Linked DNA regions of Homo sapiens: region 1 is linked to region 2. A link is a loop called in an ENCODE intact Hi-C map of the cell type or tissue named here. Cell type or tissue: gastrocnemius medialis. All regions are shown on one strand.

Region 1 (2,500 bases), 200 kb after region 2:
GCCAAGTCATGGAATCAATCTATGTGTCCATCAACAGATGAACATGGTATACCTATGCATATGATGGGACATTATTCAACCTTAAAAAGGAAGAAAATCCTACATGCTACAACATGGATGAACCTGCAGGACATTAAGCTAAATGAAATAAGCCAGGCACAGAAAGACAAATACCACATGTTTTTACTTATATGTGGAATCTAAAACATCAAACTCACAGAAGCAAAGAGTAGAATGGTAGCTACAGAGGCTGGAGGGTGGGGGCAATGGTGAGGTTATGGTTAAAGGGTAGAGAGACTCAGACAGGAGGAATAAGCCTTTTTTGAGATCTATTGCATAGTGCAGTGAAAATAGTTAATAGCAGTATTTTGTACATTTCAAACTTCCTAAGAGTAAATTTCAGATATTCTCACTACAAAAAATGATAAGTATTTGAGGTGAGGAATATGTTAGGTTGATTTCATTATTCCACATTGTATTCATAAATCATAGCATCACTTTGTGCCCCATAATATAATGCAGTTATAAATTGTCAATCTACAATAAAATGTTTTACAATTTTTTGAAAATAAAATTTCCATTTGATTCTTCTATTTCTTTGCTGAGACTTCTCATTTATATTTTCTTTATTTGCCTCAGGCATGGTCATAATTGCTCCTTGAGGCATTTTTATGATGGCCGCTTCAAAGTCTTTGTGAGATATTCCCACATCTCTGTCAACTCAGTGCTGGCATCAACTGATTGTCTTTTTCATTCAGTGTGAGATCTTCCTGGTTCTCAGTGTGATGAGTGATTTTCCATTGAAACCTGGACATTTTAGGTATTATGGTATGAGGTGCTAGATCTTATTTAAACTTTCCCTATTCCCTGGCTTCTTCTGACACTGCTCCAGCAAGGAAGGGGGCCCCCAACATGATGGCCACGTGGGAACAGAAGGCCAGGTTCCCCACTTGGCCTCTAGTAACACCCGAGGGGGAAAGGGGAGTCGTCATTGCTTCTGGGTAGAGGTGGGAGTTCCAGCTCCCCACCAGGTCCCCAATGACATGTCCCTGGCTTGGAGGGGCAGGAGAGCCTCCTGTGGCCTGTGCTGGTACCACAGCAGGGAGGCTCAGAGGGATGCATGGCTTCGTTACTGCTGGGTGGTGGTAAGAGCCCTGACTGTCCACTAGGCCTCCTCTGACCACGCCAGTAGGAATGAAGAATTAGTGTCCCGGAGATGGAAATGGATTGCTGGACGTCAAACAAGTTAGTGACAAAGCTGGGGCTCAACGCCCATGCCCTTGGCTGCAAGACCACTCGCTTCTAAACCAAACACACAGGAAGAATGCCAGCCCCCTGCCCAACAGAATAATGAAAGATCTCACCAGCCAAAGGACAGCGAGCGGCTGCCTCCCTTCACATCCTGCCAGACCCCAGGCCAGAAAGCACATGTGGCTGTGCGCCACCACCCCCTAAACAACACAAACACACGTCTACTTAAGACGGGTCTCCCATCCAACATACACAGCAAAAACATGTTCCCGAGCCAAGAACCACAGCACCACAGTCACCTTCGGGGCTGGTGGTCTTCCATCTGGAGAGGTTCTGGCTTTCCTACTGTTGGAATCTCTGAAACCAAGATACACCCAGGAGCAGCCAGCAGGCCTGGCGCCCCCCTCCTGACTGGAGAGCTGGGTCTGCACCCAGCTGGAGGCGCCTTCTTCGGACCTGGGGCCTCCCTCTGGCCCTGGCTGGCCAGCCGCGGTCTCAGCACAGCCCTGCTTATTCTCCAGTAAGGGAAAGCTGGTGACCCGGGAGGGGAAACTCTGCTTTCTAACAGTCTTTGTTTTTGTTTCCATTTAAAAAGGTTAGTGACTTTATTGCATGTGGAAAGAACCAAAGTAACAATTTCAAAGAGGCTCAGCATGTTTTGGATCTGACCAAATATACAGAACTTTTGAGTGAGGAGGAAAGAAAAGGGAAAAGAGGGAGCAAAAGTTTATTCCACATTCACTGTGTGCCAGACACAAGCCTTGGTGCTCCGTCTATGCTCTCGCCTGCCTTTTACAATAAAAAAATTCCAGCTAGAATCAAGTTCCAAACTCCAGCCAGCAGGCTGTTGGGAGTCAGGCAGAGCTGCTGGACTCCAGGAGAGTACACAATAATAAACCAGTGTAGGGTATAAAATTTTTTCTTTTCTTCTCTTTTCTCTTTTCTTTTCCTTTCCCTTTCCTTGCCTTCCTTTCTCCTTCCCTTTCCCCTTCCTCTTCACCTTCTCTCCTCTTCTCTTCTCTTTCTGGCTGGGTCTCACTCTGTCACCCAGGTTGGATTGCAGTTGCATGAACATGGCTCACTGCAGCCTCAAAACTCCTGGGCTCAAGCAATTCTCCTACTTTAGCCTCCCATATATGTAGCTGGGACCACAGGTGCACACCACCAGCTGGGACCACAGGTGCACACCACCATGCCTGGCTAATAGTTTGATGTTTTGTAGAGATGGAGTCTCACTTTGTTGCCCAGG
Region 2 (2,500 bases):
GGCAGAGAGAGAAAGTGAGAAAAAAATGAGTGGGTTTATATGACAGTATTGTACATCAGAAGGAACAAAGCATAGGACTGTTCTCTTCACCTGGGTCCTGGAAGAATTGAGAGGGGCAGGAAGGAAAGCGCTAACAGTTATTGAGGGGTTTACTGCATGCCAGACACTGCTAATGGATTTACATGCCTTATGTCATCTAATCCTCATAGTAACTATAGAAAGCTGATACTATTGTTATTACTTCCATTTTACAGAAGAAGAAACTGAAGTTCAGAATGGCGAAGCAACTTCCCCAAGGCTTCCCAACGAATCACAATCCTGGCCTGGATTTTAGCAGAGTTAGTGTAATTTGAGAGCATCCTCTACTGACGATGATACACAATTCCCCATGTTTGTTGAATACCTACCGTGTGCTGCGTGTTTTAATTAATGACAACTGCATGCCATTCTTAGAATAGCTTTAGAAAGTACATGTCATACCCATTTCTGAGGAGTGGGGACTGAGACTCAAAGATGAATTTAACAAAGGTCCTATAGCTAGGAAGTGGGGGAGCTCAGATTGAAAGCACATCTGAGTGACTCCACAAGACCACAAGGCCCTCCTCATAGGCACACCCAGGGCAGCTCCCACCCCTCCTCGTTTGGCCCAGGAGGGCACAACAATAAACAATACTAGAACAATCATGGTGGTCTTTTTTTTTTTTTTCCTTTGGAGACGAGGTCTTGCTCTGTGGCCCAGTTTAGATTGTGCAATGGTGCTATCACAGCTCACCGCAGCCTCGACCTCCCAGGCTCAAGCAATCCTCCCACTTCATCCTCCCTAGTTGCTGGGACCACAGGCACGTGCCACTATGCCTGCCTAATTTTTTATTTTTTGTACAGATGAAGTTTCACCATGTTGCCCAGGCTGGTCTCAAACTCATGGGCTCAAGAGATTCACCCACCTTGGCCTCCTAAAGTGCTGGGATTATAGGCGTGAGCCACCACGCCCAGCCCATAGCAATAATGGAACACTGCCTGAGTTATTTTCAATGTGCTAAGCACCCTTCATTTTATTGTTACCACAGCCCTGTCTGTGAGTGAGTGGCTTGACCTCAATTTCACGATGAGTAATTCGAGGCTTACAAGGGCAGGGCACACAAGTCACCTGAGCAGAGCTGGCGTCTCGGGAATGTCCAGCATACTGCCTGAGACATGACATCTCACAGGGGACAACATCGACTCCGTCCTCTCCTTTCCACTCAACAGACATTCGCCTTTTGGCTGAAGAAACTCTCTAATGCAAGTTGTTAAGGAGGCAGCAAAGGACGTTTCAGGGTTTCATTCTAAGCAGGTTTCCCTAAAAGAACCTTCTAGAAGTTATAAGCAGTGTGGGTCACTCAAAGGTCTGGCAACCTTTCTCTCCAACTTGAACTTTCCTCAGGCTGAAGCCTCCCACATTCTGCCGCAGACATCTCAGGAAACGTCTCTGTCCTTTCAAGTCCGTGAGATTCCAGCCGAGGCCTGACCTCACACTCAGCCTGGCCCGCTCCCTGTCGCCAGGCAGCCAGTTCCTTGTTTTTCCTCCCATAATGATGGATACAACCTGTCAGGAAAGCTGGGAATATTCTTAGCTCCTAACTGATTTTTATCTAAATTTAACTCTGAGCCACAGCACAGCACAAGCAGACTTGCATCCAGAGGGCAGCCAACATTTTCATGGCGACACATCACAACGGAGGCTTGGTATTTCTCAGATGCCCTGGCTTGGCTTGAAGCTAAAATAAGACAAATGGCTCTTTAGGAAAAAAATCTTGATCTTGTAGTACTAGAACCATCAGACTGTAGAGTTGGAGAGAAACTTAGATTTATCCAGCCTCATTCTACAGATCAGGAAACTGAGGCCCAGCAAGCACGGGCCACTTGAACCGCAAAGCTTGGTCTTGCTTTTTTCACAATACCACATTGCCTCTAAGGAACACAATGAGCAAATTAGATGGGACATCTGCAGAGGGCCATAACTTTTTATTTTGTAAATCATAAAATCAAATGTTCTGGGTCATGCAGCTAAAGCTGGTTGAACCCTGATCTCTAGTAAACAGCACCAACTGTCTGATTCAGCACATTTAATAAGCCCATGGAAAGTGGACTTTTTCCAAGGTTCAGAGTCTAAAAAAAGTTCCAACTGAAACAATTCAGCAAGTCATTCTCTCTCGCTAGAATGCTGGCTCCTGGAGAGGGGGGCATTATCAGTTTGATTCACTGTTCTATCTCTGAAGCCTGGAATCGCACCTGGAACATAGTGGATGCTTGATAAATATATATTGAATGGCAGACTGAATGAATTAATGAACGAATGAACAAATGAATAATTAGGAGGAACAGAACCATTAGGCCTGAATGACTGCTTGTAGGAAAGGGAGGGCAAAGCCACCAGCAAAATAAAGTGAGATTGTGCTTTTCCATTCTTCACCCACCAAGCTATGCAGCAATCGATGTCTTCTAGGAATTAGATAAAAGG

The links. Hi-C counts contacts between places; a loop is a spot of excess contacts. Peaks named below come from ENCODE experiments on the same cell type or tissue, not always from the same donor. Only the 100,000 strongest peaks of a DNase experiment are listed, where the experiment ranks them.
Region 1: it touches region 2 in a loop (3-fold over the local background); 21 of 110 quality-filtered maps call a loop at or near these places.

Annotation. Positions count from the first base shown.
Region 1 is chr15:71,124,849-71,127,348 of GRCh38, reverse strand. The region is part of intron 1 of THSD4 (thrombospondin type 1 domain containing 4); the gene reads right to left. Among named protein-coding and RNA genes, the nearest start is that of CT62, 11 kb to the right of the region's middle. In gastrocnemius medialis, a CTCF peak has its summit at 1,100; no DNase peak of the experiment used is centred here; H3K27ac peaks cover 2,268 bases.
Region 2 is chr15:71,328,294-71,330,793 of GRCh38, reverse strand. The region is part of intron 6 of THSD4 (thrombospondin type 1 domain containing 4); the gene reads right to left. Among named protein-coding and RNA genes, the nearest start is that of THSD4-AS1, 140 kb to the right of the region's middle. In gastrocnemius medialis, no CTCF peak of the experiment used is centred here; a DNase peak (open chromatin) is centred at 1,143; H3K27ac peaks cover 1,898 bases.